3 separate regions of the Mus musculus genome follow, and all the other regions are linked to region 1. A link is a loop called in an ENCODE intact Hi-C map of the cell type or tissue named here. Cell type or tissue: heart. All regions are shown on one strand.

The links. Hi-C counts contacts between places; a loop is a spot of excess contacts. Peaks named below come from ENCODE experiments on the same cell type or tissue, not always from the same donor. Only the 100,000 strongest peaks of a DNase experiment are listed, where the experiment ranks them.
Region 2: a loop joins it to region 1, with 8 times the contacts of the local background. A loop is called at or near these places in 34 of 42 quality-filtered maps.
Region 3: a loop joins it to region 1, with 7 times the contacts of the local background. A loop is called at or near these places in 23 of 42 quality-filtered maps.

Annotation. Positions count from the first base shown.
Region 1 is chr11:70,504,319-70,509,318 of GRCm38, forward strand. It overlaps Tm4sf5 (transmembrane 4 superfamily member 5), which reads left to right and starts at 956. Exons shown (of 5, transcript NM_029360.3): 1 at 956-1,186. The coding sequence starts at 1,013. In heart, CTCF peaks have their summits at 2,295 (motif pointing left) and 2,498; a DNase peak (open chromatin) is centred at 2,293; H3K4me3 peaks cover 408 bases; H3K27ac peaks cover 388 bases; H3K27me3 peaks cover 1,854 bases.
Region 2 is chr11:70,411,547-70,416,546 of GRCm38, forward strand. No RefSeq gene overlaps it. Among named protein-coding and RNA genes, the nearest start is that of Pelp1, 4.0 kb to the left of the region's middle. In heart, no CTCF peak of the experiment used is centred here; no DNase peak of the experiment used is centred here; H3K27me3 peaks cover 231 bases.
Region 3 is chr11:70,450,233-70,455,232 of GRCm38, forward strand. It overlaps Med11 (mediator complex subunit 11), which reads left to right and starts at 1,686. Exons shown (of 3, transcript NM_025397.3): 1 at 1,686-1,831; 2 at 1,976-2,106; 3 at 2,870-3,500. The coding sequence starts at 1,747. The coding sequence ends at 3,007. It overlaps Cxcl16 (chemokine (C-X-C motif) ligand 16), which reads right to left. Exons shown (of 5, transcript NM_023158.7): 5 at 4,957-5,000. In heart, a CTCF peak has its summit at 2,026; DNase peaks (open chromatin) are centred at 1,959 and 3,139; H3K4me3 peaks cover 1,679 bases; H3K27ac peaks cover 1,550 bases.

The DNA.
Region 1 (5,000 bases):
ATCAGGACTGAAACTCAAGCAGGGCTGGAACCTGGAAGCAGAAGCTTATACACAGGCCACAGGGATGCTTACTGGCTTGCTTCTCATGGCTTGCTCAGCCTGCTTTTCGAGACAGGGTTTCTCTGTGTAGCCCTAGATGTCCTGGAACTCACTCTGTAGACCAGGCTGGCCTCAAACTCAGAAATCCGCCTGCCTCTGCATTCCAAGTGCTGGGATTAAAGGCCTGAGCCACCACTGCCCACTGCTTTTTTTTTTTTTTTTTTAAATAGAACCTGGGATCATCAGCCCAGAGGCGGCACAACCCACCAACAGCTGGGCCCTGCCCCACGATCACTAATTGAGACAATGGATCTCATGGAGGTCTTTTCTCAACTCCTTTCTCTGTGATGTCTCTAACTTGTGTCAATGTAACACACAAAACCATCTAGTACACCCAGGTGGATCTCAAACACACTTTTTCTGAATAGCTCAGTTACTGGGGTGAGCCCTGCCTGACTCCACTGTAGTCTTTTTACTTTCTTTACAGAAAAAGACCTCTCCCTGTGGGACAGAAATCATGGGGCCACCGTACATCTGTCCCACACTTCCTCATTGACAAGGCTTTCTAACCCATCGAATCCTTACAACAGCTCTCTGGGCAAGTGGCTTCAGCCAACCTTTTCCACAGATGGTAACAACTGAGACTTCCAGGGGTGATGGGTTCAGTTGAGTCTTCAAGTAGACAAGGAGGGGCTGTACAAAGGTGTACACAGACCAAGGAGGAAGACGCTGACCCCAGTCACCTTCCCTTGTACAATCAGCTCCCGCAGCGCCTACTGCCACACCCCTCTCTTCACCTCTCCAGCTGCAGCCCCTCCACTTCCTCAGGGCCTCTCTCTTATCATTGCGAGTCTACCAGCCACTCCTCTCCTCAGACCTTTGCTCCAAGCCTCCCACCTGTTTAACTCCGGAGCCTGGCACTTCCTTCCCTGCTCACGTTCACTCCGCTCCTGCCTGTTTGGAAGCCTCAGACATGTGTACTGGAAAGTGTGCGCGCTGCCTGGGGCTCTCCCTCATCCCTCTCTCCCTGGTCTGCATCGTGGCCAACGCCCTCCTGCTGGTACCTGATGGGAAGACCACCTGGACGGACGGCAACCTCAGCTTGCAAGTTTGGCTCATGGGTGGCTTCATTGGAGGGGGCCTGATGGTGAGAATGCTGGAGCGCTAGCCAGGGACCTGGGTACCGAGCTAAGGGACCAGGGATGGAACCGAGAAGAAAAGAGGGGAAAGGACTCGTTTGGCTCTGGATGAAATGGCAAGGGTCTGATGGGGATTAGGGGTCTGTCCATCAGCTCACATATAGTGACCATTCTGTAGAGGGTCCTGGAGGAGCCATAGGGTCCTGAGTTGAGTGTCTGAGGAATGTGGGAAAGGAAGGACTTCTCTACTAGGTGGGAGTAAGTTCTCTGTGCCTCTCCTTGCCTCTACTACTGAACATATGCAAAAAACAAAAAACAAAAAAACACCTCATTATGAGGATAAAGGCTAGTTGTGTGGGAAGTTTCAGGGCAGTGTCATAACGGGCAAGGGTGGGTGCCCAGAGCAACCTCTGCAGCCCAGGTTGATATCTCAGATTAGACACTCCACCAGCCAACTCCATGCTTGCTTTCCCTCTCTTCCATAGCTGTTCCTTCTCAGCCTGTCTGCTAGGATCCCCAGTCTGTACTAAGTTAAGTGCTCAGAATACAATTCTGGACCCAGGTTGTCGGTATTTTAGAGTAAATGTCCCAGTCTTCCTGCAGACTAGGGAGAGAAGAGCCAGGTGTGATAGTGCACGCCCTTGGTCCCAGCAATCCAGAAACAGAGGCAATTGAATCTCCGAGGCTAGCCTGGTCTACTGAGGAAGTTTCAGGGCTACACAGAAAAACCCTTACTTGAAAAAGAAAAAAAAAAAAAGTGAGGAAAAGAAAACCACAAATATTCTATCTAGATTTTCCCCATCTTCCAACTCTCTTCCATTTAGAGAACTTTCTTTTTCATTTTTTTACTTTTTGTTTGTTTATTTAGAAACAACATCCTGATAGTATATCAAGCCAGCGGGGAATCATTTTATAACCCAGTCTGAACTTGAAGTCTTCCTGCCTGAACCTTTCACATACATGCCTGACCATTTGGGGGAACTTTTGACTGGTTAACCCAGTGTAGCATGGGATAAAGACAGAGATCGACCTAGCACGGTTTCCCACCTTTAGCACAACTTGCTTGCTGTTGAACTTCTCTGGGAGAAGTTGCACTTTGGTCCCCTCTGCTGGCCACATTGTTATTAGCTGAATGGAGATACCGCTCCCATAGCAACTCCCTTCCCTTGCCCTCTGACATCCTGTTTTCTACTCTGCCTCCTTTTTTTAAAATATAGCAGCATCAGGCCTTTATTTATTTATTTATTTACAGATGGTTGTGAGCCACCATGTGGTTGCTGGGATTTGAACTCCGGACCTTCGGAAGAGCAGTCGGGTGCTCTTACCCACTGAGCCATCTCACCAGCCCCTCTACTCTGCCTCCTGCATGGATTCTGGTGGTATTTTTTTATTGTTTCAGTTTTGCATTTTTTTTTTTTTTGACACAAGATCTCACAGGTGACTGACTTAGAAGTCACTATGTAGACCAGGCTGGCCTTGAGTTCACAGAGATCCACCTGCAGAGGCAGATGTGTGCCACTATCCCCTACACGGTTTTTGTGGTTATTGTTGCTGCTGTTTGTCTTGTTTTGTTTTGTTTTGTTTTGTTTTGTTCCGAGAAGGTTTCACATCATCCTTGCCTTGAGCTCACTGTGCAGCTGAGGGTAGACTTGAACCCAGAAAGCCACTTCCCTCCTAAATGCTGGGACTGCAGCCGTACATCGCTGGCCCAACTTTTTTTTTTTTTTCCTTTTTGGTTTTTAAGACAAGGTCACATGAAACCCAGTATGTCTTGAACTGACTCTGTAACCAAGGATGAGCTTAAAGCCCCAGAATTGTGAGCAAACAAAACCGCACCTGGCTCTCAGCTGTCTGAAGACTACAGGAGAACTGAGAGTTTAAGCCAGCCTATGTAAGAGGCAGCACAGAGACCCTTCCTTTAAAAGAGAAGAGTGGGCTGGAGAGATGGCTCAGCGGTTAAGAGCCCTGACTGCTCTTCCAGAGGTCCTGAGTTTAAATCCTAGCAACCACACGGTGGCTCACAACCGTCCGTAATGAGATCTGATGCCTTCTTCTGGTGTGTCTGAAGACAGCTACAGTGTACTTGTATATAATAACTAATTTGTTTTTAAAAAGGAGAAGAGTGCTAAAGAGATGGCTAGTGGTTAACAGCACATGCAGCTGCCAGATGTGGTGGCTCACACCTTTAATCCCAGGCCAGCTGAGGCTACACAGTGGGACTCTAGCTAAAAAAAAAAAAAAAAAGGAAGGCAATTTTAGTTGTCTGCACAGGTGACATCACTAGAAAGGCAAGAAGGTGGCATGTTGTCCTTAGATCTGTCATGAGGCAGAAAGGAGAGAACATTGAGAAATTGGTTGAACTAAGCAGATCTTTCTCTCAGGTGGCAACTGATGATCGGACTAAAACTTTCAGTCCCTTCCTTGGAGAAGAACAAAATACTGCCTCTCGTCCTGTGCATATTGGCCAACACTTGTTTTTTCTTGAGCAGGTCAGCTGTGGAGGCCAGGCCTAGTGCCATATGCGTATGCCTCCCTGCATGCAGGAGGTCAAAGCAGAAGGATCTGGTGTTCAAATCCTTCCTGGGTGCTAGACAGTGTAAACTGTGTGTGTGTGTGTGTTTGGGGGGGGGGGGCAGGGAAGAAGATAAGAGGAGAGGAAAGAAGGAAAAATGGAGAAAGTGGTGGGGCTCAGGGGTTGCTGGGAGACAGCCGGGTTTAGTGACATGCCTGTAATTCAAGCACTTTGGAGGTAGAGGATCATGGATTAATGCCTGCTTTGGCTGTAGTAGACCTTGTCTCAAAATAAGTTAATGAAATTTAAGAGAAAAGTGGACTGGAGATGGACTCCATGATAGTACAGTTGCCTACCATGCACAAAGCCCTTGGGCTCATCAAGCCTTAGAATAAAACAAAAGAACAAAAAAGCCAGCTATGAAATTCCATGGATACAAGACAAGTAAAGAATGTGACATAGTGGGACTAAGGTACAAGGGCAAGGGCTGTCGGGATACATGAGGTTGGAGGCAGAGTAAGGGAGTCTCAAATGCCTTGTGAGTTCAGTCTTTGTGAGTCTTACCATGTAGTCCATGATAGCCTAGAACTTGCTATGTAGCCCAGGCTAGCCTCAGTTCCCTCCCCCACCCCACCCCCACACACATCAGCCTAGGACATCTTTGAAGATACCTCAAAGGAACTGAGCAGATAAAAGAACTTATATTAAGTTAATCAAATGCTAGCATGTGTGATGGAATCTGGAATGACATGAAACTAGAGTGTGGAGGCAGAGGACATCTTCCTCCTGGAAGGGGAGTAGGGACTGAGTGCATAGAGTTTAAAAGGACTAAGAGATTTAGATGCTACTGAGGAAAAGTATAGAGCACTTGAAGTTAGCCCTTGTATAGGAGGGTCAAAATCTCCCAGCCTAGGTAAATTGACGGATATTTTTTCACTGAAGAAGACAAGAAAAGACAAAGAGCAAATTAATTTGGGGTCTCTTATGAGGTTCACATGAGGCTTGCTGAGGCTGTTGAAACTAAGACATTCAAAATGAGCACCTCCTTCAGGCAGTTTAATATGGCTGTCTGGGTGCCTGGACGTGACTATTAGCAGGTGAGTGGTTACCTGGGTGGGTGTGAGCTTCATAATAAAGGTCACAAAGGAGAAAAGGACCCAAAGACTGACTCTTAGGAAACCCTGAGATCCAAGAGTCTCTGTGCAGATCCTTACACAGTCGACCACCAAGCCTGTTCATCGCGCCTTCTAACAGCACAATCCTATGGTACTGTTGAAGGTGTGTGTCAGCATGGGACACTCTCTCTGACC
Region 2 (5,000 bases), 93 kb before region 1:
ATGAGATCTGACTCCCTCTTCTAGAGTGTCTGAAGATAGCTACAGTGTACTTACATATAATAAATAAACAAATAAATAAATAAATAAATAAATAAAAATTAAGGATGGCATCAAATTTCTGACTCTCCTAGCTCTCCCTCCCAAGCACTGGGATCCCAGGCCTGTGCCACCACACCCAGTTCCCTCTGTGCTAGGGCTGGAACCCAGGGCCTTATGCATGCTCCGTAGGCATTTGACCAAGTGAGCTAAATCCTGGTCCTTATTTTTGACTTTTTCTTCCATTTCAATTGTGTGTGTGTGTGTGTGTGTGTGTGTGTGTGAGAGAGAGAGAGAGACAGAGACAGAGACAGAGACAGACAGAGAGAGACAGAGACAGAGGCATGGAGAAAGGAGATTTTATTTTGGAGGTACTTTGAGACAAGGTCTCTCTATGTAGGCCAGGCTGACCTCAAGCTTGCAGCAAATGATGAACCAGCCTGACTCCATCTTAAGATTGAAAGCCATCTTATTACAAGGTCAAACTAAGCTCATCCTGTCTTCTATGAGACTTGGGTTTGACCATGCCGTGACCTATTTTCTGAAATTTGACATGTTCCACACCCTATACCCTAATCTCCACCCTGATGAGATGTTCTGCCAAATAATTTTGAAATGGTCTGGCAAGTTCCTACATAACCAAAAACTCTTGGAAAAATCTCCTATCCTTGCAGTTTGTGGGGCTAATATGAGCTTGCTTAACTCAACTAAAAGAATTTGGGTAATGATCTTTGTTCTCGTTTACTGGGATTAACACAATCTCCCTGCTTCTGCTTGTTGGGTACTGGTATTAAAAGATTCATCACCACCACCACCACACCCAGCTCTCCGCCTGCTCCAACACCTCAGACAGCATCTCACTATGAATCCTGCTTTAGACTCTCTCACCAGCGTGCTCTTTCCTCAGCTTTCCAAGTTCTGGGCCTATGGGCTTGTACCGCCACACCCGGCTCTCATGGGCACATTTCCATGTCTGTAAATAACTTACTTCAGTTATATTCACAACGATCACCTTCTCTTGACTTTTGCTTTCCCTACACACTGGTCCCCCTTTCTCTTCCCAATTATTACAGTGACTTTCACAACTTGAAAAAAGAATCCTAAATTCTACACATTTAAGCCCACATGACCCTGTGTTCAGGATCTGCCTGGTTTCATGATGATCTTCAGTTCTGACTCCTGCACGTGACATGCTTTTGTTCTTCGTCACAGCTGAATATACTTCCTTGATGAGCCTAGATGCTGTGACTTAGCTACTGTGAGCAGTGCCACGGTGCACATGGGTTCCTGGCAGCTCTTCTGCCACCTGCCGCTTTCAGCAGTGTGTGCTCAGGTGCTCAGGAGTAGCATAGCTGAGTCACGTAATAGTTGTGTTGTTACTTTCTGAAACACCACTGTGTGGATTTCAGGAACGGCTGGACTAAGTTAACACTCCTTGGCAGTGTCTAAGGGGACACTTGCATCCTTCCTTCCTCCTCTTCCTCACCGGCATGCTGGCACGGGTAGTTTTCTTGATAATAACTATATGGACTAGGATGAAGTACATTTTCACTGTTGTAAAGTTCTAGTGGTGGTGGTGGTGGTGGTGGTGGTGGTGGTGGTGGTGGTGGTGGTGTGTGTGTGTGAGAGAGAGACAGAGAGACAGAGAGAGAGAGACAGAGAGAGAGAGAGAGACTCACACAGTTCAAGCTACCCTTGAGCTTCCCACTCCGAGGATGACCTTGATCCTTCTGCCTCTGTCACCTTACTGATGAAATTACAGGCATTCAGGACACCGCTCCTGTCTTTCAGTTTGTGCTACCCTAATGGCTGAAGAGGTTGAACATCTATTCTGGTATTTATTGGCTGTTGAAAACTGTCTGTTCAGCTTGGGCTTCTTTCTTCTTCTTCTTCTTCTTCTTCTTCTTCTTCTTCTTCTTCTTCTTCTTCTTCTCCTCCTCCTCCTCCTCCTCCTCCTCCACCTCTTCCTCCTCCTCTTCTCTCATACAGGATATTCCTACTGCAGCCTCCCCTCCCGCCATTTCTCCCAGGCCTCCACATCTCCCCTCTCCCCCATATTCACTCCTCCTTTGAAATTTCCCTTCAGAAAAGAACAGGCCTCCCAGAAATGTCTGCTGAACACAGCATAACAGGTTACATAAGACTGGACATAAACCCTCATATCAAGGCTGGCAAGGAAACCCAGCAGGAGGAAAAGGGAGGCTAACGAGTCAGAGACACCCCCCCTCTCCCACTGTTAGGAGTCCCACAAGAACACCAAGCTAACAACCATAGTGTATATGCAGAGGACCCAGTGCAGCCCCATAGACGCTGCTTGAATGTCACTTCAGTCTCTGTGAGTCCCTATGAACTTACTTAGTTGATTCTGTGGGCCATGTTCTCCTGGTGTCCTTGACCCCTCTGACTCATACAATTCTTCCTTTCCCTCTGCCGTGGGCTTTCCCGAGCTCCAAGGGGAAGGACCTGATGAAGCTCTTCAGTTTGGCCTCACTCTATGCCTAATGTTTGGCAGGAAAAATATTTATGTGTTTTCCTGCCTGTCTGTGCACCACATGCATGCAGTACCCATAGAGACCAGAAGAGGGCAGTAGATCCCTTGGAACTAGAAATACAGGTGTTTGTAGTCCGGGTTCAGAAATAATCAGTGTGCTCTTAACAACTGAGACATCTCTCCAGCCCTCAGCTTGGGGGTCTTATATGTGTGTTCCTGCTAGTAACCTCCTGTCAAATGGGTATCAGGTGAATATCACACTCTGTTGGTTTCCTTTCTGTGTAAAAGCTTTTCCTTCTTTCTTTTTTTGAAACCCCTTATTTCATAGCCCTGTCTGGACTGGAACTTGCTACATAGACCAGGCTGGCCTCAAAGTCACAGAGATCCACCTGTCCCTGCCTCTTTTTTGTTTGTTTGTTTGGTTTGGTTTGGTTGTTTTGTTTGGTTTGGTTTGGTTTGGTTTGATTTTTTGTTGTTGTTTGTTTGTTTGATTTTTTTTTTCAAGACAGGGTTTCTCTGTATAGCCCTGGCTGTCCTGGAACTCACTTTGTAGACTCAGAAATCCACCTGCCTCTGCCTCCAGAGTGCTGGGATTAAAGGCGTGCGCAACCATGCCCGGCCTGTCCCTGCCTCTTAACTGCTGGGATTAAAGATGTGTGGCACTACATCAGGCTGTGCAGAGGTATTGTAATTTGATTAAATCATCGTGTGACTTATTTTTGTTTGGTTGCTATGTGAGGTGCATGTTCACATGTGTTTAGAGGTGTATATCCATCCATGAGCTCACGGAGGCCAGAGCAGGTGTCCTCCTCCAGTATTCTGTCTTATTCCTTTGCAGCAAGATTTCTCAGTGACCCTGGGATTAACTGCCTGCCCCACCTCCACCACCAAACACACACAAGTCTGGCAGCCCGTGATCCTCCTGTGTCCATAGCTCTAGTGTTACCGCATGTGAAAGACCAGGCCCAGCTCAGATGGTGCAATCAGAACTCAGGTCCTCATGGCTGTCCAGCACTATTTGCTAAAGAGACTTTTCCTCCAACGTATCGTGTGAATATTCTTTTTTATTTTAATTATTTGATTTTTTTATTTTTAACTTGTGTATATGTGTGTCTGTCTGTCTTCTGTCTGTCTGTCTGTCTGTCTGTCTATGGGTATGTACACATGAATAGAGGGTAGATCCCCCTGAGGCTGGCATTGTAGGTGGTTGTAAGCCATCCATAGGAACTGAGAATGAAACTGGGGTCTTCTGCAAAAGCAGTATGTATTCCTGCCCACAGAGCTGTCTCTCCACCAACGATGTGAATTTTCTGTAACTCATATTACTATCAGAAACATACTTACATCTGGCGGTGAGTGCCCATAGTCCCTGCAACTTGGAAGGCTGAGGTGGGAGGGGCACGTTTGCCCAGCAACTGAAAGCCAACCAGGAGAAAAGAATGAGACTCTGTGTCTCAGGAAATGGAGAAAAGAAAAACGGAGGGGAGGGGGAGAGAAGGATGAGGGAAGGAGGGGCCAGCCTACCTTCTAATTGACTGACAATCTCTAGTGTTTAAATACAAATTCACAAGGAACAGAACTTAAGAAATGTAGCGTGTATGTATGTACGTATGTACATATGCATGCATGTATTCATGAAGGGAGTTTATTAGAATGACTTATAGACTGTGGTCCAACTAGTCCAACAATGGCTGTCTATCAGTGGAAGGTCCAAGAATCTAGCAGTTGTTCAGTTCAGGATGGATGTTGCAGCTGGTCTTCAGTATTTGCCCAAATCCCAAAGAAGCAGGCTCTAATGCCAGCGAAGGAACAGACTTGCTAGCAAAGTGAGAGCTAGCAGGCAAAGAGCAAAGGCAGTCTCCTTCCACGTCCTTTATGTAGGTTTCCAGCAGGAAGTGGGGCCCAGATTAAAGTTGGTTCTTCCCACAACAAAAGATCTAGATTAAAGTTGTATTTTCCCACCTCAAAGGATCCAGACTGAAAGTGAGTCTTCTGGCCTTTAATCCCAGTACATAGGAGGTAGAGGCAGAGGCAGATGGATCTCTGAGCTTCAGGCTAGCCTTGGTCTACAGAGTGAGTTCTAGGACAGCCAGGGCTACACAGAGAAACTCTGTATCAAGAAACAAAAAGTAAAACAAAGCAAAAATAAGTAACAAAAAAGTCTTCCCACTTCAAATGATTTAAGAAAAGATCCCTCACAGGTGTGCCCAACTGCTTGGATGTTAGTTAATTCCAGATGTGGTCAAGTTGACAACCGAGCATAGCATCACAGTGATGCCCCACCTTTAATCCCAGCACTCTGGAGGCAGACAGGTAGGTCTCTGTGAGTTCAAAGCTGTACAGCAAGACCCTGTCTAAAAACAAACACCCTGAAAGGATTCATTCCCTACCCCCCTCCTCCTCCTCCTCACCTCCTCCTCCCCTCCTCCTCCTCCTCCTCCTCCTCCTCTTCTTCTTCTTCTTCTTTTTCTTC
Region 3 (5,000 bases), 54 kb before region 1:
ATTTCAATTACTTAGCTTCTGAGCTTCCCTGAACTTCCTGTTCCAGCTTCATGTCAGCCCTGAGCACCAATCACATTCCATTCACTCCACATACACAGAACTCCTCACTGGACCTCAACCATACCAGGCTCCTTCACAGCCCCATCTCTTAGAGAATACTAGCTCCCTTTTCCACAACAACCTTTCATCCATCACAACAGCCCTTTAGAATTCAGTTCAAGAACCACTTCCAGGGCTGGAGAGATGGCTCAGTGGTTAAGAGCAATGGCTGCCCTTTCAGAGGAACCTGTTCAATTCCCAGCAACCACACAGTACCTCAAAACTGCCTACAGCTCCAGTTCTAAACAATCCAATGTCCTCTCTAACCTCCATGAGCAATGCATGCACATCACTCACAGACACACATACAGATACAAAATACCCTTACTCACCAAATTAAATAAATAAATCTTGGTGGGCAGTGGTGATGCACACCTTTAATCCCAGTACTCAGGAGACAGAGGCAGGCGGATCTTGGTGAGTTCGAGGACAGCCTGACCTACAGAGCAAGTTCCAAGACAACCAGGGCTACAAAGAGAAACCTTGTCTCAAAAAAACCAAATAAAATAAAATAAGCTAACAAACACCATTGAGTGAGAGAACATTTCATTTATCTCTATATCCATAGAGCCTAGCACACCTAATTGATAATCAAAGACAGAAAGGTCGAGGGAAGGAACCAGGACATGAGAATGAGCTGGGCTCAGGATCAGGAAGAAGCCTTAGGCACGGAGAATGTCATGCTTTCCTTGGGAGAGGTTGGCCACCAAAGAGCCCATGACTACCCAGTATGGAGGAACCCACTTGAACTCCCACTGTCATCACCTGGCCCAGGGCCAATGCTTAATAATAAATTCTTATAAATTCAGTAAGTCAGACAGTTAACTAAATCAGAGAGGTCTGAGTGGCTTTGGGCCACAGGGCTGTTTCAGTGGTGGCTCATATCTTTAATCCCAGTATTTAGGGAGGCAGAGGCAGTGATACTCAATTTGTGGGGAAGGGGGTGAGGGGAAGACTAGTGCCCAAGTCATGTCTGGCCACCCTTCTTTAATAAGCCAATTAAAAATGGAAAGTTAAAAAAGGAGACGTATCCAATGTGGCCACATTGGGAAGAGTGACAAAGAGATCCGGCAAGCCCCCTCAAGTCAGTCTTCAGGGTGCTAACGCAACATCAAAGTTTAAATAGAGCAAGGTTGTGCACATCTAAGTACCCCACCCCCACCCGCACCCCCACCCTCAGTCAAGGTGTGTGGTCACACCCATCACTGACTATTCATTATCTGGGCTTCAGTCTCATCCTGTAAAGTGGTCTGACAAGTTGTTAGAACTGTGTAAAATCTCTTTCTGGAAGACAAGTTCTGATAGTCAAGACTGAAGAGATACAAGTATCTCTTTAAACTATCTTCATTTTTGACAGACCTATTACACCAGAGGATCTCTATGAGTTCCAGGCCAACTTGGTCTAAACTGAGATCCTGTCAGAAAACAAGTCAATAACCGCCTCTTTCCACCCCTGTCTGGCCTGGCATTAGCGCCCTGGCAGTCAGACTAGACCAGGTAGACTCGGAAGGGCGAGGCCGCGCTGAGCATCCTGGGAATTGTAGTGTTCGCTGCAGTGGCCTCTGCGCAGGCGCACATTAACAGGCATTTCCGGGCTGTGGCGCCACACCTCGCAAAAGACGGCCTGTGGGGCTTTCCACTGGAACGATGGCTACCTACAGTCTGGCGAACGAGCGGCTGCGCGCCCTGGAGGATATCGAGCGTGAAATCGGCGCCATCCTCCAGAACGCAGGTTCGGGAAGCGAGGGGCAGACGGCAAGGGGTGAAGACCAGCCCGGGACTCTGCGTGCAGTTGGGGCGGGACCTGAATGCTAGCCTTAGGGCGGGGCTGAGTCTGAAGCCTGGGTCTGACATCGCCCTCTCCCCGCCCTGGCAGGAACGGCGATCCTGGAACTGTCCAAGGAAAAGACTAACGAGCGGCTCCTCGACCGGCAGGCGGCAGCCTTCACCACTTCTGTGCAGCACGTGGAGGCAGAGCTATCCGCTCAAATCCGCTACCTCACTCAGGTGGGTGTGTCTAGAAGGTGCTGGGCGGGGACCCCAGCTCTGAACCAACGCCCTAGCCTTGGGGATTCCCTGAGCTTTAGCTAGGTAAGACTGCCTCTTACGCGATAGGTACTTTCATTTCAGGGCTGGTTTAGTCCTCTAAAAGGAAAGGATTAAAAATGTCTAGGGTGTATAAACAATACCCTAGGCATACCAGCTGGCACAGGCCGGTATTCTGAGCTACTTAAGTGCCTGAGGCTGGAAGATCACAAGTTCAAAACTTGTCTGGGCAATTCAGACCCAGTAGGTCAGAAAGAGAGTTGGAGCTCTGTGTTAGAGCACTTACCTACCATAAAGAGGCCCAGGTACTGAAATAAATAAATAAAAATAAATAAATAAATAAATACTGAAGCTACCGAACGTTGTTCCCAGAAACTTGTGAGGCCATATTTGCTTGGGGACTAAGAAGACAGACATCGCTAAGAGGCTTCCAGAGTCTTTACTCCAGCTGCTACTGTTTACTGACATCTGTGGTGTGCTGGGCATATCCTAAAACTCTAGGAAGTATTCGCTGTGGTCCCTATTTCATAGATGAGGTTCACACAGTGGTTAAGCTTTTTCTTTTTTTTTTTTTTTTGTTGTTGTTGTTGTTGCCTTAGAACACTGAGTTACCAGTCAACTAATGTAGATCAAACTTGGGAAAGATGTGAGACCAGAGAAATAATACTGCCCGGTTGTGGGTGGTAAAGAGAGGCAGTACCCCATTGATTGATCTGACTTGTAGGTGGCCACAGGGCAGCCGCATGAGGGCTCCAGCTACTCTTCCAGGAAGGACTGTCAAATGGCTCTAAAGCGAGTAGACTACGCCCGCCTCAAGATTAGTGATGTGGCGAGAACCTGTGAGCAGATGCTGGAGAACTGAGTTCGGATGATCCAGAGTGTGCCCTGCACCAGAGACCGTAGGATGGGGAGCAGTGCATCATACACGTGCCCTACTGGTCAGGGCAGACGAGGACCACAAGGCAGAAAGGAGAACTGAAGAATCCAAAGCCCCAGTGTACACACATCTCTTCTGACTCTTCCAGCAAGACGGCCCTGTTTTCCACTATGCAAGATCAGACAGAGGTCAGAGGTCAACTCCCAACCCACTTCCTCATGTGCACCCTGCCCTGGAGTTTCAGAAGACTTGGCCCAATAAAAATAAATGTGTTCTTATAAGCACACACAGTGGCTCACACCTGTAGGCCCGGTACTTGGGAAGTAGAGGTGGGAAGATTGCTGTAGTTTGAGACCAACCTGGGCTAAGTACATAGAGGGACCCTCCTTCAAAAGGGGAAGTTATGTTCCTCATTGGAAGAAACAAAACAGGAACTAAGTGTTTTAATAATAAAAGCTGTATTTTTTTATAAAGCTAAGAGTCTCTCTCTCGCTCTCTCTCTCATATGTATGAGGCTCCAAGAGACTGAGGACTCGAGTCCTGTCTACACAGCATCAGCCCAGTCTATATAGCATCAGCGTGGCGGCTGTGAGGAGGGGAGTGAGAAAGCCCAGGCTTCAGTGTGGGGTTGGAGAACAGCTGATGGAGTCTCAAGAGAGACTTATGGCCAGGGGGCACCATCAGCAGTTCTGAAGGGACAAAGACCCAGAGTCTGCAGAAGTCACTAATTCTAAAAAAACATTTGCCAAGATTTATTTTATGTGTATGAACAATGGTTTTGTTATTGTATGTATATGTGTACCACGTATATAAATGGTGTCTGTGGAGGTCAGAGGGGGTTGTCAAGTCCCCAGGAACCGGAGTTGCGGATGGTTGTGGGCCACCATGTGAGTCCTTTAGAGTCTTGAACAATATCTGAAACCTGTTGACTTATCTCTCCAGCCCTCAGCCAATTGGTCTAAAAGTAATCTTTAGTATTACAGTTAAAAACAGAATTTGTCCAGTTTATTGTTACACTATGCAAAAAGCAGACACTTTTTAAAATTGATCTGGTAGTGGGAGGGTTGAACCTAGAACTTTACACATGCTAAGCAGGCACTGTACCTTGGGACTGCACTTTTGAACCACGTATTTGAGTGTTACATTTTATTAGACGTGGGGGAAGGCTAAGGGCAGAGGGGCTATTCATATATTATTAGTTGTAAAGAGTGTTCCCCAAGAGCAGTCCTTTAATCCCAACACTGCAGAGGCAGGCAGATCTTCTGAGTTTTAGGACTGTCAGGGCTGAATAGTGAAACCCTGTCTTAAAAAAAAAAAAAAAAAGTATTCAGCGACTGTAATCCTAGCACTATAGAAAGTGGAGGCAGGAGACCTAGGGATACGTAGTCATATACACAGGGAAGGCTGGAGACCTGGGGATACATAGTCATATACACAGGGAAGGCTGGAGACCTAGGGATACGTAGTCATATACACAGGGAAGGCTGGAGACCTAGGGATACGTAGTCATATACACAGGGAAGGCTGGAGACCTAGGGATACGTAGTCATATACATAGGGAAGGCTGGAGACCTAGGGATATGTAGTCATATACATAGGGAAGGCTGGAGACCTAGGGATACGTAGTCATATACATAGGGAAGGCAGGAGACCTAGGGATACGTAGTCATATACACAGGGAAGGCAGGAGACCTAGGGATACGTAGTCATATACACAGGGAAGGCTGGAGACCTAGGGATACGTAGTCATATACATAGGGAAGGCTGGAGACCTAGGGATACGTAGTCATATACATAGGGAAGGCAGGAGACCTAGGGATACGTAGTCATATACATAGAGAATTTGAGGCTGGCTTGGACTAAATAACATCTTAGCTAAACAACAAAACCCTGGAAATCCATACCTTTTTTATGAATGTCAATGGGGGCAGATGTGGTAGCATATGTCTTTAATCGCAGAATCTAGGAGGTAGAGGCA